Linked DNA regions of Mus musculus: region 1 is linked to region 2. Evidence: chromatin loops called from intact Hi-C (ENCODE). Cell type or tissue: heart. All regions are shown on one strand. Links, peaks and the distances in the headings refer to the core of each region. The heading gives the core; the rest is flanking DNA.

The links. Peaks named below come from ENCODE experiments on the same cell type or tissue, not always from the same donor. Only the 100,000 strongest peaks of a DNase experiment are listed, where the experiment ranks them.
Region 1: a loop joins it to region 2, with 2.2 times the contacts of the local background. A loop is called at or near these places in 6 of 42 quality-filtered maps.

Annotation. Positions count from the first base shown.
Region 1 is chr9:119,509,232-119,524,060 of GRCm38, forward strand. It overlaps Scn5a (sodium channel, voltage-gated, type V, alpha), which reads right to left. Exons shown (of 27, transcript NM_001253860.1): 14 at 13,247-13,420; 15 at 11,783-12,139; 16 at 8,117-8,560; 17 at 6,672-6,833; 18 at 3,750-3,870; 19 at 2,910-3,064. Among named protein-coding and RNA genes, the nearest start is that of Scn5a, 46 kb to the right of the region's middle. In heart, for the core only: no CTCF peak of the experiment used is centred there; DNase peaks (open chromatin) are centred at 4,780, 6,420 and 7,810; H3K4me3 peaks cover 614 bases; H3K27ac peaks cover 4,267 bases; H3K27me3 peaks cover 1,648 bases.
Region 2 is chr9:119,457,873-119,472,701 of GRCm38, forward strand. Exog (endo/exonuclease (5'-3'), endonuclease G-like) reads left to right here. Exons shown (of 6, transcript NM_172456.4): 6 at 4,504-7,646. The coding sequence ends at 4,965. Among named protein-coding and RNA genes, the nearest start is that of Exog, 20 kb to the left of the region's middle. In heart, for the core only: a CTCF peak has its summit at 7,918; a DNase peak (open chromatin) is centred at 7,929; H3K27ac peaks cover 1,635 bases; H3K27me3 peaks cover 344 bases.

The sequences.
Region 1 (14,829 bases), core at 4,686-12,685, 53 kb after region 2:
GAAGAAAATAATTTCATCATTAGTCAAACATTTTCACGTGGCGGCTGGAGAATTATAAGCATGAAATAATTGTGTAGAGGACTAGGGTTTGGTTTCCAGCACCCGCACTGGGCAGCTCACTATCACAGGGGACTCCAGGGGGATCTGACAAGCCCTTCTGACCTCCAGTGACTCCTGCACACGTGTGGACATAGACATAGATACACACAGAGAGGTACACAGACACGTATGTGCATATCCATGTACACGGACATACATCACACACACACACACACACACACACTATCTTCATTGTTAAACTGACCTGATTTTACCATAAAAATGCACCTGGTCACATCTGTGAGTGTGTTTCCAGATAAGGTTAACTAAGCAGTTAACCTGTTCACTCTAAGTGAGTGGACTGATTCCCATAGGTTGGGGGTGGGGAGAAGAAAAGGCATGATGAAGGCCCAAAGCCACCTCTCTCTGCCTCTGTATCAGCCCAGATGTGCTCCAGACCATGCCTCCCCAGCTGTGATGGACTGACTGTGTGCTCTCACTGTGTGACCCCAGAACAGGCCTTCCCTGCTGTGATGGACTGACTGTGCGCTCTCACTGTGTGACCCCAAAGCAGGCCTTTCCTGCTGTGATGGACTGTGTGCTCTCACTGTGTGACCCCAGAACAGGCCTTCCCTGCTGTGATGGACTGACTGTGTGCTCTCACTGTGTGACCCCCCCCAAAAGCAGGCCTTCCCTGCTGTGATGGACTGACTGTGCACTCTCACTGTGTGACCCCCCCAAAGCAGGCCTTCCCTGCTGTGATGGACTGACTGTGTGCTCTCACTGTGTGACCCTCCCCAAAGCAGGCCTTCCCTGCTGTGATGGACTGACTGTGTGCTCTCACTGTGTGACCCCCCCCCCAAAGCAGGCCTTCCCTGCTGTGATGGACTGACTGTGAGCTCTCACTGTGTGACCCCCCCACTCAAAGCAGGCCTTCCTCCCTTAAGGTGCTTTTGATCAGGCATCAAGGAGAAAAGTATAAAATATGTATCCCTAATGCAAAAAAGTATGAAATTTGAAACTTTTGGAGAGCTAATATGACACCAAAATTCCAGATATGAGCATTCATGAAATTTGGGCTTAGGCCGTTCAACTGGTACTTTTATGCAAATGGTCTCAAATGCCCAAACCCCTAAGATCAGAAACACTTCTAGACCCAAGCATTTTGGATAAAGGAATTCAACCAGCTTAAATTTTGTTTTATGTTTAGTATTTTTGAGTCAGTTTCTTGCACATGGCTGATAATTTTTTTAAGATCAGAGTCCTTTTCCTTTTAGAAAGTGAATTTTATCCAGTTACATTTATTATTAAAATATACTTGATCTTGCTTGGCTGTCTAATATTTTTTTATTTTTTATATACTTCCTCTTTTTTTCCCTCCTTTTTCTTTCTCTCTTCCTTCCTTCTCTCTCTCCTTCCTTTCTCTCTCTCTCTTTCTTTCTTTCTTTCTTTCTTTCTTTCTTTCTTTCTTTCTTTCTTTCTTTCTTTCTTTCTTTCTTTCTCTCTTTCAATAAGGTCTCTGTTTTCTTAAATTTCTCCCCTCAGCACTTTGGAAGGAATACTGTTTGCTTTCTCTTAAGCAAGTCTATAACTTTCAACAACACACACAGACTTCTTTTCCCCAGTATATCATTGACGTGGTTTTTCAGCAACAGTGCTTGGCTGACTACCCTGGTTAAATTCACCAGCTGCTTGCCAAAACTCCTCCTCACTTATGCCAGCCTAAGATCTTCCCCCACAGCCCAGACTAAACGGCTCTGGCTGCCCTTGTTTGTGGCTGTTTAAAAACAAAACTTGTTAACATATTGTCAAGCCATACTTCTCTGAAGCCTACGGAGCCTTGGCTCTGGCTGCAGATGGTAAAACAGCGGGGCCGGCTGCAAGTCATGGCTCCAGGCCCACTCTAAAGCAGGGAGGGGCTCACACAGTGCTCCTTCTTCTGTTGCCAACAACACACGTGTCTGCTCCCCACCTCCTCTGAGTTACTCCCTGTTCATTGGCCCCTCCCTCAACCATCTCAGGCCTGACCCATCTTTGTAGAAGGCCTATAGGCCCAGAGCTTGTGCCTGTAAGCCAGATGGGAATTTTCTAGAGGGTCTCACTGCTCCTCCTTGGCTGTCCTCCACCGTGAGTCCTCCATGCTTACTCCAGGGAGTCCTCCCTAGCTGCCTCTCCTCCACGTGTCCTCACCACTCAAGAGTCCTCCCTTCCATTCCCACTCTGTTTCTACCTCGTGCTCATCTTTGACCTCTCAAACTGGTAGAATCTGGTTTCTCCAAGTAGAGTAGAAGATCCTGAGGCCAGACACAGAGGGCTTGGAAAAGACCATCGAATAAACAAAAGGTTAAAGTCACATCTGCCTGAGTTCACACACCAGACCTGGGGCTTTTGAATGTTGGGGGTGAGTGATGGGTGTGTCCATAGAAGCTGATGCACTCACAGAACGTGACGACGTGTGAACCACACGGCTCAGCCTGTGACCCTCACGGAAGGCACAGGTAGTGCAGAGCCGCCATGCCCAGTCAGTCATGGCTGTGGTTTAATGGCCTGGCAGCATGTCTGATGCAGGGGCCGGTGGATGAGCACCAACGCGGGAGGATGGAGACCCAGAGGAAATAATTTCCCTTTCATGGAATAAGGCACTGGGCCGGGCACAGGGCAGGGGTCAGCCCCTCTGCTCCGGCCTGCGTAGCCGCTGTGCATGTTGGATTTCTGAGCCTGCTCTGCTCCAAGGGGCCTGGGGAGCACATCAAGAGAGGTGCGCCCCACTTTCTGACCAGGTGCGCTAGCTGGAGGTGTCTCCTTCCTGCTCCGGCCCTCCTTTCTTCTTGTAGCCCTCCCTGCCCGTCCCCCGCATCCCCAGGAGGTACCAGCGCTCCGCTGCTGAGCAGGATCATGAAGATGATGAAAGTCTCGAACCAGCTGTGCTCCACTATGCGGTAGCAGGTCTTGCGCAGTCTCCACCAGACCTTCCCTGGGGCCTGCGTCGTGTCCACCATGCAGCAAGGACAACGTCGGACGCAGCCTGTGGGGGGGGGGGGGGGAGGGCGACAGGCCCGTGAACACTTCGGTCTGACGGCAGAAGGCCGCCTGTCTGAGGGGATGACCGAAAGGTTGGGGCGATGGGGTACATGGTATGGTGACAGAGTGGGGAGATCTGTGGGCGCTCTCTGCAAAGCCACACACTCAGCAAACACTCTGTGAGGATGCTGGCTGGACTGAGCAGGGGGCAGGGCTGGGGATGGCATGGGTGCCAGCCTGTTCCCCTTAGGAAATGAACTCTGGAAACACTCATCTCCCATGATCTACCCCCTTGGGAATGGTGGATCCCTACGTGACCACCAACACTGCAGCGGCCTGTGATGGAGAACCACAGTTACTGTCCAAATGTGCCCATTCACAAAGGTGCGATGTCAGTCACCAACATGGCCATATACCAGACACTTGGGTAGACAGGGAAAGACTCCATGTGCAGGACATGGTGGACCTGGGTTAAACTAGCTCACACGTGCCTGCCATACCACAAGCACGGGGCTATCGTCCCTCAGGGATACTGTCCAGCCCTGCACCATGGGCAGACCCACTATGACCCACATCACAGGGGAATGGTAAAGGGAAGCAGACTCCAGCTCAGGGTGAGCACGGCCCGGGTGCTGGGGAACTCTTGGGTCTCCTGTCCCCTCTGGGTGTGGCCGAGAGCTGCCCGGTACCTTCAGTGAAGCAGTCCTCTGGGTCCTTGACGTCCTCCCCGAGGTCTGGGATTTGCTCCAGGAGGTCTGCGGTGTTGGTCATGTCAGCGGTGCTACCCTCGGAGTAACTGTCCTCGGGAGTCTGTGGGGGAGGGGAGGGGAGGGATGGTGTGGGCTGAGGACCAGCCTCCAGCTCCAGCCTAGCATCTGGGGTAAGCCTAGGTTGAGTGCAGATGGCTCCCTCTTTGCACACCCGTGACTCTGAGGTGGAGGTGTCTCAATGTCTGCCACAGAGCCACTCAGGGAGGGTGGAGTGGAGTCTGGGATTCAGGACTCCTGGGTCTGTGGTTCTGGCGTGTGGGGTTTAGGGCTGGGGTGTGCCGGAGTGAGGGATTTTTGAGAACTCAGAGGAAGGAACACATCTAGCTTGGACAAGACAGACAAAATGGCGGGGACTAGGGAATCACCCATTAGTACCCAGACACATTATCCAGAACAGAATCAAAACCAAGACGCGGGCACACAGCAGCAGGTCAGACATACAGAGAACATGCCAGCAGCAGAACATGCATCCCGCTCACCTCACACACGCTACAACTGGGGCAGAGAAAGTGCTGGAACCTTCCCTCCCTGGCCCTAGACCTTGAGAACTTGCTTGGTTCCCAGGGAGGTCCCAGGTCAGTGGTTTCCAACCTTTTGGGTTGCAACCCCCTCGGCAAATCTCTATTGCCCACAAAATTCACATTAGGATCGATAACAGTAGCAAAATTATAGTTACAGAGTAACAACGAAATGATTTTTCTGGTGTGTGGGGGGGTCACCACTACATGAGAAACTGAATCAAAGGGTGGCAAAATTATAGTTACAGAGTAACAACGAAATGATTTTCTGGTGTGTGTGTGGGGGTCACCACCACATGAGAAACTGTATCAAAGGGTCGAAGCCTCAGGAAGGGTGAGGACCTCTGCTGTAGGAAGGACATATGACGGCCTGTGAGTGTCTGTGCCTTGTGGCTGAGGGCAATGTCACATGCCTGTGAGTAGGTAGAACACCCTGTCCCGCCACCGTGAAACCTGAGGCTTAGCCGGCCCCTCCTCCAGCTTAGCCAGTGGACTGGCCCTTGGGTAGTCACCTCAGCCTTAATGTGGGACAGCGCAGGGGGTCCAGTTTGATGCTCTGTAGCTCCCCACTAGCACACGCTGAAGTCAAACCTGCTCTTGGCCTTGGTCTAGCTCCTTTCTTCTCCAAATATGCTTCTCTTGTGTCCTTCCTGGCCTCTCTAGGGTGCACTGCCTCTACAAGTCATTTACACAGAAGTCCCCGTCCCTACCTCTGTTTCTGGGGAACAGAACTTAATGACAGAAGAGTCAGGAGAGCCTCCATAAAGAAAGGACCCCTCATCCCCCACCGACTTGCTTCTACCCTGTCTCACTCTCCTCTCAGCTGGCTGCCCGCGGCCAGCCTAGGCTCTTGATTGAATGCTGGAGCCTGGCTCTGGTCCCTGCTGCCTTCTTTCCCCTTCCTGGGATGAATCCCCATGCCCACATCTGTACCTCCTGTTACTTGTCACTTCTGAGGTTTGTGGTCTCAGCGACTAAGTCTCAGGGGAGGGGACAGCCTGCTTGGAGTGGCCAGAGGGGTAGGGCTCCGTCTCCTGGCCCATGCGCTGGCTATCCAGCTGGGGTTTTGCAGGCTCAGAGCTGAGCATGGCCCAGAGGGTGGTCATGGAGTTCTCAGGATCCTACTGCAGGAGGGAGGAAGCTCCTTTCCTCTCCCTCCCTGTTCCTTTCTGTCAGAAACAGGAATTCACTGCAGCTGCTGTTGACCTTGAACTTCTGATCTTCCGGCCTCTACTTCCCAAGCACTGGGATTACAACTGTAGGCCGATACTCCCAGTTTATGCAGTGCTAGGGGTGCACTATGCAAGCCCTCTACCAACCCAGCTACAGGCCCAGCCTGGAAGAAGTCCTTTCCTCGGGAACACCACGGCATTTTTCTCGCCTCCTCTCCCCAGACCACAAACACCTGAAGGGAAGAAGCCACAAAGCTCACACTCTCTCCTGAGGCTTAGGATCCCGGGTCCTCCTAACCCAAGTCAAGTGTTAGGCCATCTAGGGAGAAGGCCAACCCCCATGGTGAGGACAGTCACCAGGGCCTCATGCTCCAAGATCAGTCACGACGGTGGAGCATCCTGGGGCCTGTCTTACACTAGGACCAAAGTCCCAAGCACTGGGCTGAGGACGGAGGTCACCCGGCACTCTCTGAGCACATGACTTCCTTTCCACATGCTTGAAGCAAGTGAGGCTGAACAGCGCAGTTGGTTAGCCCTTGGCTTGGAGGCTCTGCGGAGGAAGCCAGGCAGGTCACACATGCAATCGGGCAGGCTGGGGAATGGCTACCTCCTGTCTACAGTAGGGTAGTACCACTCTCAAGTTTTCAAGAGAAACAAAAAGTGTGGATTTTTTTTTTTTAAACACAAAAGCTCCCAAGTGTGTGGCAGTTAATTCAAAGTAAAGTCTTTTTGTGGCCACGGTAATTCCTGATAACAGGCTGAGATGCCCCATCCCCTCTTTGTAATCTTTGCAGGGAACACAGGGAGGAGGCATCAGTTGACAGATGTGGGGAGGTCTGTTCTGAAGATCATCCAAGCCCTCTTTGGACACGGAAAGTCACAGGACAAACGCTTGCCGATCAGCACAAGAACACAAGGGCAAAGCGTGAGAAGGGTGAACACGTGGATGGACTGGCTTAGTCGGGCCTCAGAGTCCTGAGCTGGGATGGACACCATCTCTCCCTGTCAGGACATTGGCTTCCCACCCTCTTCTCTGCAACCATCTCCATGCTGCCCGTGACACACTTGCTCTGGTTTCCCTTGGTAAACGTAGCCAGTGCTGCGGCCCCTCACAGCCTGACCCTGGCCCCAGCAGCAGACCCCACTGTTACCTCACCGCACCCCGGGGCCCGGGGCTCCGCTTCCCGCTCTTGCTGCCAGTCTGCCTGAGACGTACTGGCCTCGGCTTCAGAGGATGTGGTCTCTGACACCTGGCTCCAGGCCCTGGGCTCCTGGGGGGGCTCGTGGCCACCAGACACAACTTGGGATTCCTGCTGAAAAGACCCCATGAGCAGAGCCCAGACACCCGGGCAGGGGGTCTCCAGGGCCCTAGTCTTGTGGGCTGCAGCCCCTGCCCACTGCTTCCTGGCCTCTTCATGAACCTCCACCTACTAAAGGTCCCATCCTCTGCTGACTTGGGTCAGTAAGTGAGAGGTTCCTGGTAAGTATGGGCAAAGGACCCGTAGCCAAAGCTCAGCATATTTAAGACTCCCTGAAAGGGAGCAGCTGGCCCTCGATACCCATCTTATGATTGCTATCAACTCTCCTCAGGAGGATGCTCTGACTTCTCAAAGTCTGAAGATACTGCAGTTAGCCTGGACCGATTCACACACACACACACACACACACACACACACACACACACACACACACACACACACACACACACACACAAACACACACACACACACGAGCACACACACGCCCACGCTCACGCTCAAGCATACTCATGCACACACGTGCACCCGCACAAGTGCACAGGCATGTTTGTTCTGGTCCCAGGGGACGAGGAAGAGAAGGAACAGCCAGAAACCAATTCTCATCTCCTGTGCAGGAGACACCGGAAGCTGTGGTCCTATAATCCCAGCCCTCCCTCCCTCAACCGCCCCTACAACAAGGCCAACTGAGGCAGGAGAAAGCAGAACCCCGGAGCTGGGCCCAGCTACTGCTAGCTAAGGAAGCAGTCAGGAAGGGCCACCAACATGGAGGGGACCTGGTTACGCCTGACCGAGGGACCTCAGGAGCTATACGGAGCCCAGCTCAGGTCAAGGGAAACCTGAGGGACAGACACCCTGCCTTAGCCAGACCCTGGTCCTAAGTGTTAAAAGTAACAGGTTGAGAGATAAGATAGTGGTGTCTCCGACACCTCCATCTCAGGGATACTTATTTTTAAATCTCAGAATTAGCCTCAGTCATGGGAGGAGGGGAGGAGAGGGTGGCAAGGACACCAAACTGTAGCCCTCTCTCTCCCGGACATCTGTCTCTGCTGGTCCTGGTGCTGGACAATGTGCAGAGCTGGGGGTGGGGGTGGAAGTATTCATCAAGAATACTGAGCTATGCCTCATGTTCCCTGGCTGTAAGGTCAGCCAGGGATGAATACTAACTAACGGCATAAACGGACAAGCTGGAGTTGGCACCTTCTGAGGGGCCAGCTGCCGTGGGGCTTCCTCTCTCCCCGTGTCATTGCTGAGGTAGTCTGGGTGAGGCTAGGAGCTGCTCTCTGGACTCCATACAAGCAGGTGGCTGTCCCGTCAGGACGGGTGGGGAGATGGCTGACCTGTTTGCTGGACTCTTCCTCCTCCGTGCCAAGGCTGTTCTCCTCATCCTCTTCCTGGTCATCAGTGTCTGACTCAGCCACTGCGATGGGAACACACACAGGCTCGGTATCCCCAGGGGTGCCCTGGCCCGGCCGCTTGTCTTCCTCGAACCGTGTTTCCTTGCGGGCTGGGGGCGCCTTCTCCACCTCTGGGGGTGGTGGGGACCTGGGAGCGGCGATACAGCTGGGCAGCTGGCTGTGGGTGGCAAGAGCCGCGGGCTTCTTAGGTCGCCGCCGCAGGAGCCCGCAGCAGAAGTCCCAGGTGGTCCGCTTGACAAAGCGAAGGCCCCTTTGGATGCGAGCCAGGGCCAGCTGGAGGTTGTTCATCTCCCCATCCTCGTCAGGGGCTGTGAGGTTGTCTGCGCTGAAGGAGCTGAGCAGCAAGGCCAAGAAGAGATTCAGGACCTGTTGAGGCAACGGGTCAAGTTCACCCAGGCACTGCCAGGCTCTGGAGGGGAAACTGAGGACCTAAGACTCAATACTCCTGATGACAAACAGCTCAGAAGCACAGAGCCCAGGACGCTGGGCTCCACCCACCCCTCTCCTTCTCTTCCGTAAGGAAGTTTCATCTACAAAAGAAAAAAACGAATTAAAATTCTTTTTGCGAAAGGCTCAGTCAGGCAGCCAGAGTGCAGATTCAGGTCCCTTGTATTTCAGCTCAGGGCCATGGGGAGAGCTCTGTTCATCCAGAGGGCTACAATGAGGGGCTTGCCTGGGGTTACACAGGGAGATGGGGACGAGCCTTAACCAGACAGCAGCAGCCTCTACACCCAGCCCCTCTGAAGAATGAGGTAGCGGGCACAGCAGGGGAGGGTGGCCCCAGGGCTCCCTCCTGGAAAGTGGGGGAGTTAGAGACAAGGCAGAAGGTCCTCAAGAGAAACCACTCCCAACTTAAAGAGCTTTGAAAGGGTTGGGTAAGAAGGAGGCATTAGCTCTGGCTCCCCACAGAGGCGCGCTACCTGTTGAGCATCCGTGGCTGCTGGCAGAGCATTCTGCCTGTGTTAAAATGGTCTTGGCACCCTTCCACGTGAGGGTCACAGGAAAACAAGCAGAGAAGGGACAGCGCAGCAGGAAAGGAGATGGGGAACGGGAATGCCTCAGACTGACTGTGGGGTGTGACACACCTGGATGGACGTCCTGGGACCAGTGTATTGACTGGCCCCATGGAGGGTAATGAAGATGGCAGTAGGCCTGTAAGCATTCCCTGGCACCAGGCGCCTCCTGTTAGTCCCCAGGAAAGAGTCCAGCTGAAGGGACCCTGTGGTCAGGTGGCCACACGAATCTCTGAACCGTTGCCCCTATCTCTTTCAAGCCCCTCAGGGATGCACCCCACTGCAGGGAAACCATAACTGCCAGGAAACCGAGGGTGAGCATTCTGGTGAAGGTGGTGGTGACAGTGAGGACCAGGCCTCAGGAAGAAGCCATCGATTATAAAGTAACATGCATTCCCACAGCCAGCCAAGGCTAAAGGTGCTTCTGTGACAGCTCTACAGAGAAGTGACCACTTCTGACACCTGGTCACCCTTTTCACGTCCTTACCAGGATTCAGTATTAATCAAAACTGCTGTCAGAGCTGACCTCCAGCTTGGCCCCTGGCTTCTGTCTTCCGGATCTAAACACAAACTGCATGTTCATGCATTTCCTCCTTGTGGCCCACATCTCTCAGCCATTCCTGGCCCCACAAATCCTGACTTTGAAGGGAGTCCTAGGTCTAAGCTTCAGGCAAGGCAGGAGGCCTTGTCCACCCACTCGGGACCCGAGGTCCTCCGTCTCCAGCTTCCGAAATCTGGTTTCTTCCAGGGCTTCCCCGTCAATCATGTGTGGCTCCCAGCCTTGCCTGGTCCCTTCCCGTTTCAGCAGCGAGCTCGCTTCCACCCACGCGGCTGGCCCCAGCAGCGGCCCAGTTCCCGAGGCGGCAGCGTGGGCTGGCAGTAGCGTCCCTCCTCCAGAGCCTCTAATCTTCTTGTCCCCAGGCAGATCCGCTCAGAAATGGCAGGACTCTGCGTGAGGGGCGGCTCAGCCTGGCATCGGTCTGGGCGCCCGGCGCATTTTGCTTTTTCTTTCTTTTCGGAACAGAAAAGAGTCTGGCAGCCCTTGGGGACCAGGGAGGGGATTAAGTGAGGCTCAACCCCAAGAAGCAGCTTTTGAGGGGACAAAGAGGGATGATGGGACCTCGAGCTTTATGTCTGGGGACTGAGAAGGGGATTAATCTGCTGGGCCCTGTCCTGCCCTGGCCTGGCCGAGGCACCTGGATACTGAAGACATATCCAGTAGGGGGAATGGCTCTGCAGCCCATAATTATGGTTCCACAACAGGCTGGAAAGTGGATCCAAACACCCCCAAAATGTGCCTATGTGCTGGTAAGACATTGTGCTGCCCAGAAGGGACATGGCAGTCACAGGGGGGCCAGACTGAGCAAGTGTCGCGTGTTGGTCACCAAATAGATTTATCCAGCAAGGTGGTTCCCACTCTGAGCTAATAACTAACTTTAGCCTTGTCTCTTCTGAGCTGGAAGCCATCTTTAACCTCCCTAGCTGGGGAGAAATGGCTCTCACGGATTCTTCCTTGGGACACTGACCAGTTATTTCTTTTTGAGAGTTGTTTCCCTACATCTCTCAAGTTGGTTGAGTGCCACGAATGTTTGGGCTGGGCCATGTTTCCCTCTGTAAGCCCACCAACCACCACCATAATGTTTGGCCTGCAAGAAATGCTTAACAAGACTTGTTGCTCTGGGTAGAAAACCATGTAGTAATTTACTGGTAATGGAAGACAAGTTAATAAGCAAGTGAATGAATCAAAAACAAGTGAGTAACGTTTTCGGGTGTAGGTGGTGTGCAGATGAATTAACGAGCAAAATGCAACAATGAAGAGTGACCAAGTCAATGTGAACGGCTAAGTGACCGTTGCTGGATGGATCAATGAATGAATGGGAGTAGTGAATGAGGGGTGTATGAGTAGGCCGAATATGGGATGAATGGAAAAGGAATAAGTATGGATGTGGTGGAGGAATGAGTGGAGGGTAGAGAGAGGCGAGAGATGAGTGTGGGATGAATGGGTAGGTGGGTCTATGAGCAGGCATGAATGAGTGTGTGTGAATGGGAAGTTGGCAGACAGATGACTGAATGAGTGGATTGGCAGACAGATGAATGGATGGACAGATAAATGGATGGATGATAGATGGACACATGAATGGATGGATAAATGGATGGATGGATGGATGGATGGATGGATGGATAGATGGATGGATGCATGAATGGATGGATGGACAGATGGATGGATGGACAGATGCATGAATGGATGGATGGATAAGAGGGTAGATGGCTACACAGGTGAACATACTGATGCATAGACAGACGAAAGTGAGTTGTGAATTGATATGCTCATGATAATTGCATAGATGGATGGCTAAGTGTGCGCACAGGCACGAGAATGGATAGTTGAGTAGAAAGGAAAAAAATGGGCAAATGAGCAAGCAGAAGAGTGAAGGGGTAGATGGATCAGAGGCTTATGGGAAGGTGAATGGTTTAAGGGACACTAAGTGACTAGCCAGAGAGAAGGAAATGGGGGTAAATGGATGATGGGATGGATGGGGGTCAGGGTGCATCCTGAGACGCTTGGTTGACTCACCACAAGGTTGCCAATGACCATGACCAGCAGGAAGACCAGCAAGCACAGCGACTGCCCAGACACCTCCATGCAGTCCCACATGGTCTCGATCCACTCTCCACAGAGGATGCGGAAGATGATGAGGAAGGCGTGGAAGAAGTCCATCATGTGCCAGCGGGGCAGCAGGCCAGAGTCGCTGATTCGGTGCCTCAGCTCTGAGTAGTTCTTGCCGAAGAGCTGCATACCCACCACGGCGAAGATGAAGACGATGATGGCCAGCACCAGGGTCAGGTTCCCCAGGGCACCAACAGAGTTCCCGATGATCTTGATGAGTGTGTTCAGGGTGGGCCATGATTTGGCCAGCTTGAAGACCCGCAGCTGAGGAAGGAGGGAGAGAAGGCACCTTTGTGGTGGATCTGGGTTGCTGTTTCTCACAGACACTTTTATTTCCCCAGCTCTTGCCTGAAAGCCATGGAAGGTCTGTTCCCCTAACGCACACTCCGACTAGTTTCTCTGAGGGAATTCCTGCTGATTTCTGGTACAGTCTGAGGGAAGCCTGCTGGGCTCCAGTCGGAGCCCACCTCTCCATTTCCAGGAGCTTCTTAGCGGATTCTCCGGCCTGGTTCTTCCTTCCTCTCTTGGAACTGTTCCCACCAGACACTTTAGGCCAGCTAGAGCCATCTGACTCACCCAATCAGCGGCATCTTTCTTCTCAGTAAGCACAGAGAAAAATGGCGGATTCTTTGTATTTATTGGGCACCCAGGCTGTCCTAGGCCTGTGCTTAGGAGGAACTGGCTTAATGTGATTTTCTGATAACCACATAAGGTTGGCATGGCTACTGCCCTCTTTTTAGTCCTCAAAGGAAAAGTGAGTTCTGTAAGGCCCTTGGCTCACAGGAGTGGGACCAAGATTAGAGCTTAGACCCAGGCTTTCCCTGCTGCTCCCACGGAAACTGCCACACTCCTCCTCTAGGAAGCTGTCCCTGATCGCACCACCAGTCCCACCTGGACCTCAGGTATTCCGAGCTCCAAATGTGATCCACCAAGCAGATTCAGCGACATCTGAGACCCACTGAGTCTGGGTACTCTAAGCACTCCCAAGTTTACAAAATACAACGTCCCGAGTGAGCCACCCACAGACCTGGCTGTGCCTATTAACCTATGGCTCTGGAGGACTGTGTCTCCTGAGTGCTGTCTCTCATCTGTGAGCCGGAGACCCCACTCCTGGTTCCTGCTGGGACTAAGGAGGTACATGACAGGTCACGAAACTGTCAGCTGATTCCCCCCCGAGGAGTGTGTCCACCTCCCCCTGACATCCTCACACTGGGCGGGCCCCCAGGAGCCGTTAACAATGTCTTGACATCATCAGGATGTGACAGAGCAGAGCAAGGGTATCTGGACAGTGGATGTAGAGAGGTGTTCCAACCCCTGCCCCGCCCCGCCCCGCCCCGCCTCGCCCCTCCCACAGTGGGTCCAGGCAGATACCAGACGGAAGGAACGCAGCACAGACAGGTTGCCCATGCGAGACAGGCCCAGCTCCATGAGGCTGAGGATGACGATGATGCTGTCGAAGATATTCCAGCCCTGCTGGAAGTAGTAGTATGGGTCAAGGGCGATGATCTTGAAGGTCATCTCTGCCGTGAAGATTCCCGTGAAGACCTGAAGAGAGAGCAGGAATCAGCGGGTCCTGAACACCCTGGCCTGGCCAGCAAGTTCCCTCCTTCCTGACTCTTGTCATGCCAGTGTCTTTCCCGAGGCCTCTTGGTGACTGGTCAGGCTCATCAACTCAGAAACAACCCGTATTCATCACGGCCTCTGCAGACATGCGGGTCTAACAGCTAGGAGCAGCTGGGACAGCTACAGCATCCTTACAACACACTCCAGAGCTCCTGGCCTTTGCTTCTGCCTCTCTCCAGGTTTCCTTTCTCCTCAGAAAGCACCCTTCCCCGTGAGCCATCTCCCCAGCCCATGTGTATTTAAAACGCATCTAAAATCCGGATGAGGAAAGTCTCACTGTCCCCATTTCATAGGTAAGGAAAGTGAGGCACCGAGAGCTGAACTGGTGTCTAGGGTCACACAGTTAGAATGCTCAAGAGCCTGTTGAAGGACATAGTCACAGGTTGGTTTGACACGTGGACTACAGCCCACATGTGGCTGAGGCCTAACATGAGAAGTACACTTAAAAGTTGAAATAAATATATATATTTTTAAAAAATTCCTAGCTCTTCAGTGTGTGCTTCCTAGATGACCGTATCATGCTGCAATGTCCAAGGCTGGACATGCTCTCCCAGAGACATTCCTGAGGGAAGGAACAGAGTTTGGTTTTCTAGGTTTGCTGACTTGTGGAGCTTGAAATGCAGCAGGCCGTGGTGTTGGCTGGCAGCCATGACACAACCCAAGGCCCTGACCGGCATGATCCCCAGAGGAGGGTATGTCTGCTGAAGCTGGAGCTGGTAACTTGGCCATGGAAGGAGGCACTCGGGAGCTTCTGGAAGGGGGGAGGTGGTAGGTAGCACATCCTGGGAACTGTACCATGCTTGCAGCAGGCATGGAAACACGGGGGTTGAAGGTATGCCAGCGGGATCAGCGTCCAGCAGGGAGGTGAGCTGGCCTGGGCACCCTCGGGAACTTTGCCAGAGCAGAGACCACATGGCCTTTCGTCTCTGTTCAGATGGGGCTCTGGGGAAGCAGGCTGTGGGAGGATTTGCCACACATGCTCCGTGCAGACCCATGCTCACTGATGAGAAAGAACTGTTTCTCAGAGGAGACCTCAAGATCCTCCAGACTCCACCCAAATAGACGGCGAGCATACAAGCCTTTTCCCATAGTTTCTCCATGTCACAGACCCCATCTCCTCAAGTCTCCTCATCCATCTGCTCCACCCACAAGACTCACTGCCTTTATCAGGTCTGTTCAAAAGCACAGAGTCCATGTGCTTCCTGATCCATCTACCAGGCCCTTCAAGCACGTTCCTCAGCCCCCCTCACAGCAGCTGTAGAATCTGGGCACCTGTATGTATCCATCTGTATGAGTCTTCTCTCTCGGGAATAAGCAGCAGTTAGATTCTG
Region 2 (14,829 bases), core at 3,388-11,387:
TCTGCGAGCATGCAGAAATAGCAGAAAATGGGCCAGGAGGGTTCCTTACAGCCAGGCAGAGATGTCCACTAGGATCTGGGAGATGGATCATAGCACCCTAGAACTGAGTGCATGTGGCCCTCAGGGAGGGCGAGTAGCAGTGATTTTATCAGAAGTGAGTCAGCTGACAGCTCGAATCAGAATCGCCCTTAGTATAGCTGAGGCTATCCATGTGCTTTCTCTGATGTGCGCATTGCGAAAGAGAGTCCAGATAAGGGAAGCAAACCTGAAGATTTGGGTTTGAACGTTGTAAATGATCCAAGGAGTGTGCTGGTGGTAACTCGAGCAGTGTCTGAAGCTCCAGATTTCTGCCAGTTACTCCCATGGAGGGAGAAAATTGGAAACCTGGCCCAGGAGTCTGGAGGCATCCTGGTAGGAAAGGAATCGTCTTCCTGAGAACTAGGGAATGTTTGTCCCTTTCCGCATCTACCTACTTCCTGAGCAGTTCCCTGCAGGTGGAGGCTCTATTCCGTTTGAACAGTTGTAGTGACACAGGGCTGACCGACACACTCCTGTTGACTTCCCCCTCCTGGGTGTCATCTGTGCCTCCTCCCCCCCCCCCTCGTCCTTGTAGGTGTGCATGGATCCCATGGTTTTCAAACTACCCTGTTTTCTTTTTCTCTTCCATGTAATTGCCATTTAACGGCGTGGTCTCTCAGTGTGTCTGGGCAATTTTATTTTTGGTCTGACTTTCTTCCTCTCCTCCTTGTCTTACTGGACATGGTGTCTGTCACTAAATGCATTTATCTTAACGTCACTCAAGACACGATAGCTATGACACTGCAAGCAGCAGGCTAAGTCTATTCTTTTTTGCCAACTTCTTCTGAAACTGGGGTGGCTTTGCAGCTATGACGGGTACCGGGTTTCTGTCACTGAGAGGGGAGGAAGGAGGCACTCTGACCAGTGTTTAGGAAACGACCAACTTACATGGAGTCCATCTTCTAGCTGTTATATGTGTTGTATTTTCTACTCACTTCCAGTCGGTCAGTTTCCAGTTTTTGTTAGCCTTGACAAGGGTTCAGGGTTCCTGAGTGTTTTAATGGCGACAGCGATCTCCTTTGTAAAGCACTTGTATGCCAAATCTTCTGTGAAAAGGTTTGTTGCTGATGTACTGATATTAAAAGCTTGGTTCCTGTTAAGCCACGGCAAGCCTTTGTCCGCGGTCATTGTGTTGAACTTCGTTTCTCCATGTTGACCTCTAACGCCCTAATCTTGCTGGAGCCCACGGTGTCCACTCTGCCACTGCAAAACCTGGCTTCTGAATGACATCCACTTCAAAAAATAGGTTTTTTAAAAAATAGGTCTTGATGATTTTGAAATCTTTTTTTGTTGTTGTTGTTTTGAGCAGGGTCTCATATGGCCCAGGCTGGCCTTCAACTGCTACTCCTCCCCCCACCTCAAGGTTCTGGGATTATAACTATGCACCATCATACCCGCACCCCCTTTGGAATCAGGGTCTCACTATATAGCCCTGGATGGCCCCAAACTCAAACTCACAATTATCTCCTGCCTGTTGGTATCCTCCCCTCCCCTCCCCTCCCCTCCCCTCCCCTCCCCTCCCCTCCCCTCCCCTCCCCTCCCCTCCCCTCCCCTCCCCTTCCCTCTTCTTCCCCTCTCCCTCCTCCTCCCCTCTCCCTCTCCCTCTCTCTCTCTCTCTCTCTCTCTCTGTCTCACCATATCAGTCTGCTGTCGGTACAGTCCTGTGAGGGGCATTTGGGGATTGCTGGTGCTGTTTTAGAAATGAGGAAAGGAGCCTGGTTGTGTTATAGTTTATGACATAAGTTATAGCTTATGACAAAGTGGACCCTGAGTAGGTGTCTGTCTGGTCAGCAGCCTCATGCTTCAGTGCATGAGTTCCAGGGACATTGTCTGGCGGTAACTTTCCTGAAAGTAAATGCTTATGTGTTTTGCTGAGCTACCTATAAGGAAAAGAACCCTAAGTTATTTTAAGATTATTTATGTCTCAAGTTTTTTGTTGTTTTTGTTTGTTTGTTTGTTTTGTTTTGAGACAGGGTTTCTCTGGGTGACCATAGCTGTCCTGGAACTCACTTTGTAGACCAAGCTGGCCTTAAACTCAGAGATCCGCCTGCTTCTGCCTCCCAAGTGCTGGGATTAAAGGCTTGCGCCACCACTGCCTGGCTCTAAGTCCCAAAGTTAAGGAACAGACACTGGGTTATTTAATTTTCAAGCAGGCACAGTGTCTTTTGCGTGTGCTGAGAAAAAAGTAGACTAACTCAGACAAGGCTCCTCAGAAAATGAAAGTAGATTTTGTTTTCTATTTACCCGTGGGGAGGTCTTGGCCAGAAGAGTCACATGTTGTGGCTGTGAATTGGATCTCTGTCAAGGACTGATGTACAGCTGAGGGATAGGCTGGTGCCCAGCATCCCTGATGCCCTCTGGACTGCAGCACTGGGAATCCTCAAACTGTCATGAGTCTAAAACCCCAAAACTGTAAAACGGCACGGAAGCAAGTAAAGCCGGGAAGTGGGGTGTCAGTTATGGGTACTTTTCCTGGAAGTGAGGGGACTCGGTTAGCAGTTCTGATGGTCATACCGTATGATGACCAGGTAGTTATTTGTGAAAAATGACCATTTGTTTGCGGACAGGGAGCTCACAAGAGAGACATAGGCAAGAGAATGGTATAGAAGGATCCCAGGGTTTTCATGCTGTGTTGCAGTGGCATGGAAAGCCCACTAGGTGGTGCCAGGACTTGGCTTACCAGCCACTGTGGGATGTTTGCAGCTCGTTTCCTACCGCCTTTTGAGTGTGGCTCCATCGTAGTTATGTCCTTAGTTTTGGTTCCTGAGCCCTTACTGTTATTATTTATCATGTTTCAGTATCTGGCCACATGCCGTGGCAGTCGGCTCTCCTGCAGATAGTGTGCTTCAGGGTTTTGTGCCCTCCTCTTTCCTTTGTAATGAGATTCGTAGTCCGGGCTGGCCTCGAGCTCTTAAGTGTATAGCCAAGGATGGCCTAGAGCTTATGGCCCTCCTGCCTTCACCTGGATGCCAGGATTCCTAGCTGCACCACCTTTTTACCGTGCTTCGGGTCAGTGCTAGGCCTGGGACCCAGAGCATCTGCTGGGGTTCTGTGACCCGAGTGTGAACACCAGCTTACCTTCTCATCCCTTTGCTTCGATGGTCTCACGTCCTCGTGCACAGCTCACCCCTGGGAGCGAGATCTCGAACCTGTGAGCAGTGTGGTTTCATAAGCCCTGCTCTGCCCTGACCAACCAACCACTTTCCGTATGTTCAAAGGCATTGTTGTAGATCCTGTGGCAGGGTCTTCCCTGAAGTCCTGTAGCTGGCTGTGGTAATGTGTGACAGACAGACCATGGAATTCTGGGCTATGTGCAATGCAGATAGGAGTTTGTAAAAATCAGGGAAAACCTCTTTTTTGGCTTGCATCTCGCTGCCTTATTTGGGCTTCTGACAGGGAATCTCATCTACAGCTAGAACTGTCTGACAGGAGAGTAACCGACTGACGGCAGCAAAGGCCTGCTCTGGGCACTTCGAGCATGCCCAGTTGGGTCTTGTCATTTTATCGGGGGCCATTAAGCAAATGGACATCCCGCTTTTGTTTTTTAGACAACAGATGGAGGCTTTTAAGCATATTGGAAGGACATTTGAAGAGGCTTCTTAATCCTGTTATTTCATTAATACGGCCAACCTACAGAGCGGCTTGTTTCTCTGCCTCTGCCTTCCTCATTGTGTGGCTACTTTCCTAAAGTGTCTGATTTGACGGCATAATTTAGAAGTTCAATGTTTGGTAATCCAGGAGCATTTGGAACTAAACAAAAGCAGTTGCATGTGAGCGACGATCGAGGTCATCTAGAAAGTTCTGTTGCTACTGTGTCTGGCTGCAGCTTCAAGGGCTGTCTGTTGTTTCTTGGGGCGTTTGGGCTGTTTTTACTGTAAGAGCTGGGAGTGCTGAAGCCAGCAGTTCTGACTTCTATGTTTAGAGCGTTAGGAGTTCTGATTAGCCAATGAGGAGGAAATGACAGTCCCCTTTCCCACTGGAAGTTCAGTGCTTGCTTGTGGCACCCCTTTGTCCTCCGTCCTGTGGACATACTGTGACCCCTGCCCTTTGGGGTAACATTATGGTTTTTTGTCGTTATTTTGCTCCTTTTGAGACGGAGTTTCTTTGTGTAGCCCTGGCTATCCTGGCCACCCTGTAGACCAGGCTGGCCTTGAACTCAGAGATCCACCTGCTTTTTCCTCCAGGGTCCTGGGATTAAAGCCTGGAGCCACCGCTTACAGAGGTAACAGTATTTTAAAGACTGGTTAGAACTGGTCAGTACTTACGAGTTGTTTGAATGTCTTTCCTTTTCCTTGGCAGTTGGTTGAATGCTACACTGAGGCCTTTCACAGGCCGTTTCCTGTATGGCATCTACAGAGGTGTGGGAGCAAAACCTGGGAAGTGTCGGCACAGCCCAGTGCGCTAATCGGACTCCTCTGTTTTTAGGTGATTGGTGAGGACAACGTGGCCGTCCCCTCGCACCTTTACAAGGTGATCCTGGCTCGCAGAAGCCCGGAATCTACGGAGCCGCTGGCGCTGGGGGCCTTTGTGGTGCCAAATAAAGCCATTGGGTTCCAGTCCCAGTTATCCGAGTTCCAGGTGAGCCTCCATGACCTGGAGAAGATGTCAGGTCTGGTGTTTTTCCCCCGTCTGGATAGAAGCAGGGACATCCGGAATATTTGCTCTGTGGACACCTGCAAGCTCCTGGGTTTCCAGGAATTCACTCTGTACCTGAGCACGAGGAAGATTGATGGAGCCCGGTCTGTGGCCAGACTGGAGAAGGTTCTGGAAGCTTTGAAGAGCTCAGGGGTGGAACCTGACGATTACTTCCTGAGTCGCTATGAGAAAAAGCTGGAGGAACTGAAGGCTAAGGAGCAAAAGGACGCCCAGCTGGAAAAGCAGTCCTAGTGTCTGTCTCGGTGTGCACTGAGCACCTGTGACCAACAGGTTTATTTTCAAGAAATGATGGAATTCTGACCAAAATCCTCCAAAGACTCGGGGCTCAAAACTCAGTGTCGTCCTTCTCTGGGATCCGAGGTGGCTGAGATGGTTTTAAAACTCTGCTCTCACGTGCTCCTTCCCTCATGACCCTGAAGTCCTCCCATCTGTCTGTGTTGGAGAATCCAGTGACTGTTCTTCCTCTGTGCAAACCCTGCTGTCCCATCTTACCTGTGGGCAAGATGAGGCTCAGAGAACTCTGTATCTTTACCATTGGTATTCAACAGAAGTCATCCAGGGTGCCTCAGAGTCAAGACAGAGTTAGATGGATGTAACTCAGTCCGTACCTGCATCCACGGCTGTTTCTGGCACTACAGCCCTCCTGGTGAGAAGGGTGTGTCTCTTCTCGCATCATTTCTGTGGGAAAAAACAGTGGGTCTTGGAAAGATGGAGATGTTTTGTGGGTTTAACCAGAGACTGTGGTTCCCTCCAGGGATCACATGGTGCCAGATAAGTATGTTTCTTGCCTCATTGGGGCCTTTCTAAAGGAGCCCAAGAAAGGTGTTTGCCAAGAGTCGCCGGGTACCTCTGGTCCTGCTGTCTGCTGGACCAGCACACCACAGGTAGGTATAGCCTGGGCCCAAGGTCCGAACCAGCTCATTGCCTGGGGAAAGAGCAGCTGCTGTCTGTGCTGACCTCCAGACTGGTTTATACAGATCTTGAGCTGTCCTGAGTCCATGCGCACAGCCCAGAAGCTTCTGGGCAAAAGGACTCGTCTGAATCTGCCACTCTGCCACTGTCCTCCAAGCAATACGAGAGTGATCTTTGTGGCATTGTGTTTGCCTCCGATAGAAATGCATGACTTTACAATAAAGACAAGAAGGCTCTGGCTGACCCTCTTCTGCTCCTTCATTTGGAGAAAAAGAAACTGTCAGGTGTAGGACACAGTGACGGATTAGCTCCGTTCTGCGGTACCTTCCTCTTCCCCATTAACTTGTGCCAGTCCTTCTGAGGATAGAAAGCCAAAATGTCACCATGACCGAAAAAAAAATCTGTTACTTTCTCTCCTCAGAAAAGAGGTGATGGCGGGGCCTGAGTGTTTCTCCAGCAGCCCTGGGAAGGAGGCTGAGGCTCCTCCTGCCTGTGCCCCAGGTTCCCACCATGTGTTTATGCAGCCGAGCTCCTCCTCCTGTTGCCGTGCTCTCCTCTGCTGGCCTGGCTTGCTGCTGGCTTTGGAGTTGCTTCCCACACTCTCCCTACTCAGGAAGAATCTTGTCTGTATCAGAAAGTTTCTGTAGCCTGGGATTTTATTTCTTATGGCAGATGCTACCTGGCCATTGTAAGACAGAAATAAGAGCAAACCAAAAAGACAGCACGCCTGACTGCATATTTATTTATTTATTTATTGAATCTGTATTTCTTATGAGTGTTTTGCCTGTTTGCATCTGTGCATACCACACGAGTGCCTGTTGCCCACAGAGGTTAGAAGAGCTCATTGGATACCCTGGAAATGGAATCCCAGATGGTTCTGAGCCACCGTGTGAATGCTGGATTCTCTGCAGTTGAATCGGGGTTCTCTGCAAGAGCAGCCAGTGCTCTTGAGCCCCGATCTCAGATTTTATGTGTGAAATATCTATTGACATATAACACTGATCCTTGAATTGTCCTGTGAACATTTGCATTAAGAGGACCCAAAACAAACACTTAAAATGGCCCCTCAGTGTGACTGTCCGTTTTTCTGGATTGCAGTGCAGCAGATTCCTGGGCCATACTTGAGTATCAAATGTGTCAGAGGCAGACGTTGTAGCCAGTCAAACCTGAGTGGGGTCACTGTCTGTTCGTCACCTCAGTGGGCTCCCTCAGGTTCTTGGGCTGAGCCTTCTGGGCCATTCACCCTTCCAGTTCCTGGTCTGAAGAAATGACCAGGCTGGGTTGGCTCTGCTGTGGGAAGTCCCTGTCTCGGGGAGGGAGATTTAATTCTTAATCTTTCATCATTTCTAGTGATGTCTTCAAGTTCTTTGGTCTTTGGACTAAGGCTGTTGGCCAAAGCTGAATACAGCAAAAGCCTTACTGGAAGTTAGAGAGGTTAGGGAGAGGGATGCGAGCCCCTGAACTGCGCTGCCATTTCTGCTCTTACATCTTAACCAGCAGAGACCTCTACCCTTCTCTTCGGCCTTTGACGAGTGCCCAGCAGGAGAGGCAGTCTGCTCTTGAGGGAATGGCTTCCTGCAGAGCTGTGCTCAGTTTGCAGCCTGACACTGGCATGATCCTGTGTGCCTCCATGTCACCTGTGCGCCCTGCCTCATCTGAGAGGGTATTGTTGAGCTCACTCCGTTTGTGGCAGACTTCCTGTTAACGGCTTGTGAGGGGTAGGATGTGCCCTGCCAACTGCACCCACAGCCTGTGCACCTGTGAAAGCCCTGCAGTTCTTGGGAGAGGAGGCCTGACTGGTGGAAGTGGGTCAGTAGAAGCAGGCTTTGAAGGTTAACCCCCTCTCGCTTCGGGCCTGTGTGCTTTGCTTTCTGTCTGCCGCCATAGAAACATATAAACCTCTGGAGACTGCTGTTCCTGTTGCCCTGCCTCCCATACCATAGTGGACTGGAATCCCAGCGCTGTCGGATCAAATAAATCCTTCCCGAAGTTGCTTCTGACCGGTGATTGGCCACAGTGACAAGTAATACGTGGGTCCCCCTGAGCACGCGTGCCCTGTCCTGGTGGAGCTGATGAGGCTGGCCTCACACTGGGCATGGCTGTCCTGCACAAAGCCTCACATTTAGAAATTGGTCAGCCTACGGGAGGAGGCCAAGCAGGGGGCTTTGCCCTTTGCCGTGAACATCATTGGGGACAATGCAATCTGTCATGGCCATTGCCAGTGTGGGGTTAGGCTTGCTCTGGTCTGAGAGCTGAGTTCCTCTAGGGGTCAGTGTGGTCTCATCTCCACAAGCGTCAGCTAGGCTGGGCGGCCACAGCCTCGCAGTCAGGCTAGAGCCTGTGGCTTGGCAGGAGACCCAGGTTATCTGCCAGGCAGGTTTCATGTTTTCACTGCATGGAAGCTAGTAGCTTCATTCCCTCAGCTTTATGTTCAGAAACGTCAAGCCTACAGAAGTGTTGTTGCGTGTAGTGATTCTCTTCCCCGCTGTTTTGTCTCGTTGGCGCTTTTCTACCCGAAACCTGTTAAAATTCATTTGTTGACCCACTACAAAAGTAAGTTGAGACGTGACAGGTCACTGGTTTTTTTTTTTTTTTTTTTTTTTTTTTTTTTTTTTTTAAGGCAGGGTTTTTCTGTGTATCCCTGACTGTCCTAGAACTCTGTAGACCAGGCCGGCCTCGAACTCAGAAATCTGCCTGCCTCTGCCTCCCAAGTGCTGGGATTAAAGGCATGCGCCACCACATCCAGCTGACAGGTCACTTTTCATGCTTGAACTTAATGCAGCCTATGAATAAGGACATTCTTCCATGTTTCCAAAATATGCTATCAAATCTAAAAAGAAAAATTACCAAAATTTCTTCCAGGTTTGGTACAAGTCTATAATCCCAGCACTTGGGAAGCAGAGGCAAATGGGCCATATAAGCCGGACTGTGTACCGAGATCCTGTTTGGAAAAAGAAAATTTGGAAGACCCTTTCACAGGGGTAGCCTAAGATCATCAGAAAACACAGAAATTGACAGGATGACACATAACAGCAATGTTACAGTCATGAAGTAGCAGCGAAACAATTTCATGGCCGAGGTCACCACACCACGAGGTACTGTGTGAACGGTCTCAGCACTGGGAAGGTTGGCAACCCCTGATCCGGAGCAGTGTATCATCTATTTGACTTAAAAAAAATATATATCCCTTACCTACTCCTTGAGGTTTTGGTTCTGGAGGTCTGTCATGAGGCCGGGGTCGACATTTTAACAAATTATTTTAAGTGTGTGGTTGTTTTGCTTCTGTGTGTCTGTGTACCATGTACATCCCTAGTGCCCAAGGAGGTTAGGAGGGACAGGTCTCCTGGGACTGGAGCTATATTGTGAGCGGCCATGTGGGTGCTGGGAACTGAACTTAGATTCTTTGTGACAGCAGCCAGTGCTCTTAACCACTGAGTCATCTCTCCAGTCCTCGTGTGTGTATGTGTGTGTGTGTGTGCGTGTATGTATGCATGTGTGTCAGTGCATGGGTGCGTATGCATGCACCTGTGTATAGCTGTGAGGACGTGCATGCCACCCTGTGAGTTGTGTAGATCAGAGGCTGACCTCGGGTGTCAGCCCTTGCCTTCTGCTTCGCTTGAGGCAGTCTCTTGTTGATTTTACCAGGCTAAGCACTGGGCGGCTTGAAAGTTTCTGGAGGTTCTGCTTTGTATTTTGCCTTAGGCATGCTGTGTACAGATGTGTTGCCACATCTGGTCTTCCGTGTGCTGAGGAATTGGCTCTTGGGTCTTGATACTTGTGCACCCACTGAGCAGCCTCGCCAGCCCCGGAATATGTCATTTAAAAAGAACACTGATTGTGATGAGCCCCGGCGGGGCTTCAGGCTGTTCCCTGACACCCTCGCCTTCCTGGCTGATACTAGCTTTTGCCTGAGGTCCTTTCAGGGCAGGAAGCTCACAAAGACGTGGGAGCAGCGGACTTTACACGCTTGTACAGGGCTCTTCCCAGTAAAGCAGTCAGGATGTGCCGCGTTGAGTCCAGGAAGTGGCTGGTCCCTGAAGCATAGTCCAGTTTTCTCACCGTATACTGTGGTACGAGTGGAACCCACTCCAACAAGCTGCTCCAGGTCTTTCAACTGACCCGCCGTCAAATCAGCAGCTCACCACACACCCACATGTCAGCGCGTGGATCACAAGAGGGAGTTTTATATACGCCAACTGTTCAGCTCCTTGGTACAATCTCTACCCACCTCAAAGGAGTTCACGTTTATGGTAGTCCAGTTTCATCTCGCCGACACTGCCAGGCTAGCTGTGCCTTTCAGCTTTGTGCTGCAGATTGAACAAACAGGCCTTCAGTGTGATTGTTTAAAAAAAGCAGTGGTGGAGACAAAAAGGGAGAGCCTGGCGGTACACAGTCCGTCCTACACGGCAGCCGGTATTGTACATGCGCCCATTTCATGTAAGTTCTTATTTGTTTCCGGGCAAGGTATCTCTCTGCAAGTTCAAGACCAGCCAGTGCCTGCTAACATAGAGAGACCCTATCTCAGTAACAATAATGAAACCAAATAAAAACCAATAATAAATTTATGTACACTATAGAAACGGGTCCCCAGGACAGTAGTGATTCACTCCAGGGTGGGACCTGTAGGCCTGTAGGATGTGGCTGGGTCAAGGCTTTGGAGATAGGGCATGAGGTGGGGACCCATCCCATCTTCCCGTGCTTCAGCAGGACAGCCTCATCTGCCGTCATCCCTGAGAATGAGGAGCCTCATACAGGAACAGAGAGAGGATTGGTTGAGGATGGAATACACAGTTTGCAGGTTGATGAGTTCTTAATAAGGGGTAGCTAGTTACCTGTCAGCTTGCAGGCGACAGGGGAAGACCAGTGAGGCGACGGGGGCAGTGTATGATGTCAAGCTGGGCACCAGGCAGAAGCAGCTCTGCGACCATAACACGTTGCTGCACACCGTATCACTGCTCAGCTCTCAGAGCCCCTTCCCAGGAGAGCCTCTTCTGGGTACCACTTAGGAGGTACTGTGGGGAAACGCAAATCTAGAGTGTTCTGGCTTTCCAGCCTGTGGTCTAATGCCTTCCCTCTGTCTCCCAAGGTTCTTCTCTATCTCATCTGGTTTCCGTTCAGTCCTTCTTGTGTCCACCCAGAGCCCCGCTAATGTGCTAGAGGCAGACACGTTAGCGTCAACTCCTTTCTGGGGTCCCCATCGAACCCTACAGATAATAACAGGTTACATGTTTTGGGGTTACCCAACAAGTCAGAGAAACAGAGTGAATTCTGTTGAGTCCTAGGGGTCCCAGTAAGGCTGGGGAGGGTCTGAGTACCGTAGATGACGGGCTTTGAGACCAGAATTGAGCGCTGCCAACCCCGTGGCCTGACTCTTGAGGTACATTCTTGCCCCCTTCCCCCCGTCCCCAAGCTGAAGGCTCTGCAGAGTTCCATCTCTGGCCTGAGAGAATCCTTCCTGGTGGGACGATGAGACCAAGGCAGTGAGTGTGTTGAGCAGGGACTCGACTGTGTGCAGGTGTGAAGCCCCACCTTCCCTTCTGCCCCCTGCCTGGATCCCAGCATGTGCCTGTCAGGCCGGATGAAATGTCCTGCCTCTGCGTCCTTTCTACCCAGATGTCCTCTAGAGCTGTGGGGACAGGGGCAATGGTGGGCATTGGCGGGCAGTGGCTCAGTTCCTGGACACAGCTGGTTCTTTGTTCACCACCAGACAGGACAGTGTTTTAGTTCCTTCCCACTGCTCACAAGACGACCCTGCTTTCCTCTGGCCATCAGTGCATGTGCCCTGAATCTGCCTTCCCCGCCCTCTCACCCCTTGCCTGCCACTGCCCTTTGATACCGTGAGGGAGACCTGCTTTAGACTGTGGGTGGAGATGGAGCACTGGCCATCTTGTCCCAGGGGAGCCAGCACAGCGTGATGTCACCTGCCTTCTTTCCCTGTGTGGGTCTAAAACTCAGGCCGACACACAGGAGGTGTGCGCCTCCCTCGCCCTGCAGAGCCTTTGAGTTGTAGGCTGGGGCTTGGACCCTTGCATGTCTGTCTGGTCTGGGGTCAGAACCTGGGCTCTGACTCTGGCTTCTTAGTGTGTTGTGATTTTACTCCTGTTCTCCTCCCTGTTAGGTAAAGAGGGGGGCCAGCCGGTCTCCAGGGTCCCTCCCGACTTGGAATCCTGTAGTTGTGCGGAGCAGAGCCTTGCCTGGAGAAAGCCTGCAGGGTTGGTTTGCAGAGGAGGCATGGTGATGCAGGTGGAGGCCGCAGGGGCAGAGTGGCTGAGGGCCTCTGAGGAGGTGTGAATGAGGGAGGCAGAGCAGGGCTGGTGTGGACAGCCCTGTCCCAACTCTATCTCCTGTCCCAGACACCCTCTCCACACCCCAGCCCTGATAAGCAGGTGTGAGCCATGGCCGCCTTGTGACAGGCCCTTCTGCAGGGAGGATGATGGCGGGGGTCCACTTCACATCTGAATTCACTTTAGCATCTTTCTTTCCTCTCATCCACCCCCCCCCCCCCAAGGAACTACACAGTCCCAACGGCACGGCTTTATTCCTGACCTCAGCCTTGGCTCTAAGATGTCCTTTTGGCTGCCTGGTGCCCAGTGAGGAGTACGTCTCTCCCAGGTCTCTGGCAAAGTGCCTAGGAGGGTAGTCACCCATCCCCCATCCCCAGGGATGGTTCCTGCAATGACCCCTGTTGCTGGGGCTGGCACATCCAGCGTTTCTTATCACCTCAATGACTGGTCCTCTTGTCTCCTCAGTCAGCTGCCAGCCATACAGCCACTCTGTCTGGGTCTGCATTTTCCTCTAAGGTCCTAGCCATTGCCCAGAAGGCCATTTCACAGGCCTGGGAGGTGGCTCGGCCGGTAACGGTATTTGCTGTCAAACCTGACAAGCTGAGTTCAATCTGCAGGATCCACATGGTAGGAGAGAACAAACCCTCACAAGTTCCTCACATATGATATGGTGCGTGTGCGCACACGCGTGTGCACAAACACACACACACACACACACACCATAATAATATTTCAAAAGGTCAAGGCCCCTTGTTGGTAGGTTCATGAGAATGGAATGGGCAGAGAAGTCTTGGTGAAAGAAATGGATGTTCGGAGCTCTCGAAAAGACAAATTATTGCTAAGCCAGAAGCCACGGAAAACCCTCAGGACTTAGGGTCTCTCCAGGTCCTCGTTCCCCTGCACTCTAAACCCTCCAGGCTTAGGGCCCTAAGCTGAAAGTCTACCTTCTAAAATCCTCAGGCCTGAAGATTATCTCCATCTTTCAGACTGCAAACATTCTGTACCAGACAGCTGCGTGTGTGTGCGTGTGCAAGAGAGGGAGAGAGAGAGAGAGGGGGAGTGAGTTAGTTGCTCTGTAGGCTTGTCTGTATTTCCACACTCAGCTTCCTGCACAGCTCAAGAGACAGGGCAGTTTCCTGGCTAAGAGCACAGACTCAAGTCAGACAGGCTGACTTGGTGTCACATCCTAACTTTGTCATTTTAGCAGATAGGAAAGCTCGGGCAAGCAGCTTAATCACATTGTGCCTCCATTCCACCCCCTGTAAACCAAAGCTCCTGATTCTAATGAGAGCCAGCTCCATTAAACCAGGACACCATGCAATACCGAGTGGAACTCAAATAGTGCCCTTAGCGAGCACCATGCGACTGGTGGCCACTAATGGTTTAGTAAATCTTATTCTAATGTCATGACAAAGTCAAGGAAACACTGGGGGAATTCCCACAAGCCTTTTATGCAGGCCACCACCATCTGTTTTATTCTGAGTTTATCATTCTGTCCCCATACATAGTCTCTTCATTGTACGTCTGTATATAACACTGTATGTAATATAATGCATTTTTCTGAATTCTCTAAGTTGAAGACAATCATGGTTTCTGTCACCTTCTAAATTCTCCATTATCTCTTGGTAAAGGTCTACTCGTATAAAGCCGCAGTGCAGGGATCTAACATGGATCCGACGCCGCTCTCTAGACCACGGCTCTTACCTAATCGGGGCACTGGGTCTTTTCTCTTCTGTGTCTGTCACTTGTGACCTCTGGGGCACCCATTGCACTTAATTGTCACAGACCTTTAACTTCCTTCAATCTGGAAGAGATCAGCACCTGTTCTTTGTGTGTCTTGAACTTGACATTTGGAGAGCGCAGGACAGCAGTTTTGTAGACTGCCCCCTGCTCGGATGGAAATTTGGTGTTGTCTGGTAGTCTTAGGCTCTGCATTTTGGGCAAGACTGTTTGCTGCACAGGTGATGTTGGGCATCCCTGATTCTAGGCAGCTCGCAGGATCCTTTTCTACTCTTTGGAAATTCGACCATTGGTTGCCTGGTTTCAGCAGAATCTGCCAAGTGCACCTTTTTCTTTGTTCTGAACACATAATTATGGGGAACTATGGGGACCTTCTGCTCCTTACCGACTTTCCCCATAGGTTTTTACCCTATTTTAAGTTCCCAGTTGGCTCATTCAAATAGCTCCCGTGTCCTTTGACATCTCTCATCATTCTTCGGGCACTTCATGTTCTAGCACAACATGATGTTCCAGGCACATTGGGTAATTTTTTTTTTCTGCTCTAACTCTGAATTAGCCATTTCACAGGAGTCCTGGTTCTTTTTAGTGGACAATGACACTAGAAACCAAGATTTAGATGCTGATATGCTGGTTGACACTGGTGTGTCTCTGCTTCTATTTGATGTTTCAGTGTGCTTGTCCGATAAGCACTCAGAGGTGGGAAACTGCTATAGAAAATGTAGCTTAAGTAAGGGAGTCAAAATGGGATGGCCTGTGTGAGGCTCCAGCCCTTCCTGCTTCCTTCTCTTCCCTCTTCCTTCCCTCCTCTCCCCTCCCTCAACCCCTTCCCTCCAATCCCTTCCCCTTCTCCTTCCTCTCCCCTCCCCTCCCCTCCCCTCCCCTCCCCTCCCCTCCCCTCCCCTCCCCTCCCCTCCCCTTCCCCTTCCCCTTCCCCTTCCCTTCTCTTTCCTTTCCCTCTTCATGACCTCACCTCCCCTTTCTTAGTCAAGCATTCCTTTGGGCATTCCAGTGTAGAAACCTCTGAGGCCGTTTCCCCAGCTACTCGCGCGCTATCAGAGGCAGACAACTATGCGACCTTTCTGTGTGAAGAGCCAAAGGCAAAGATAATTCTTGAGAAAGTTTGTGCTTAGGACAATCTGGTGACAAGGTGATGGGGAAG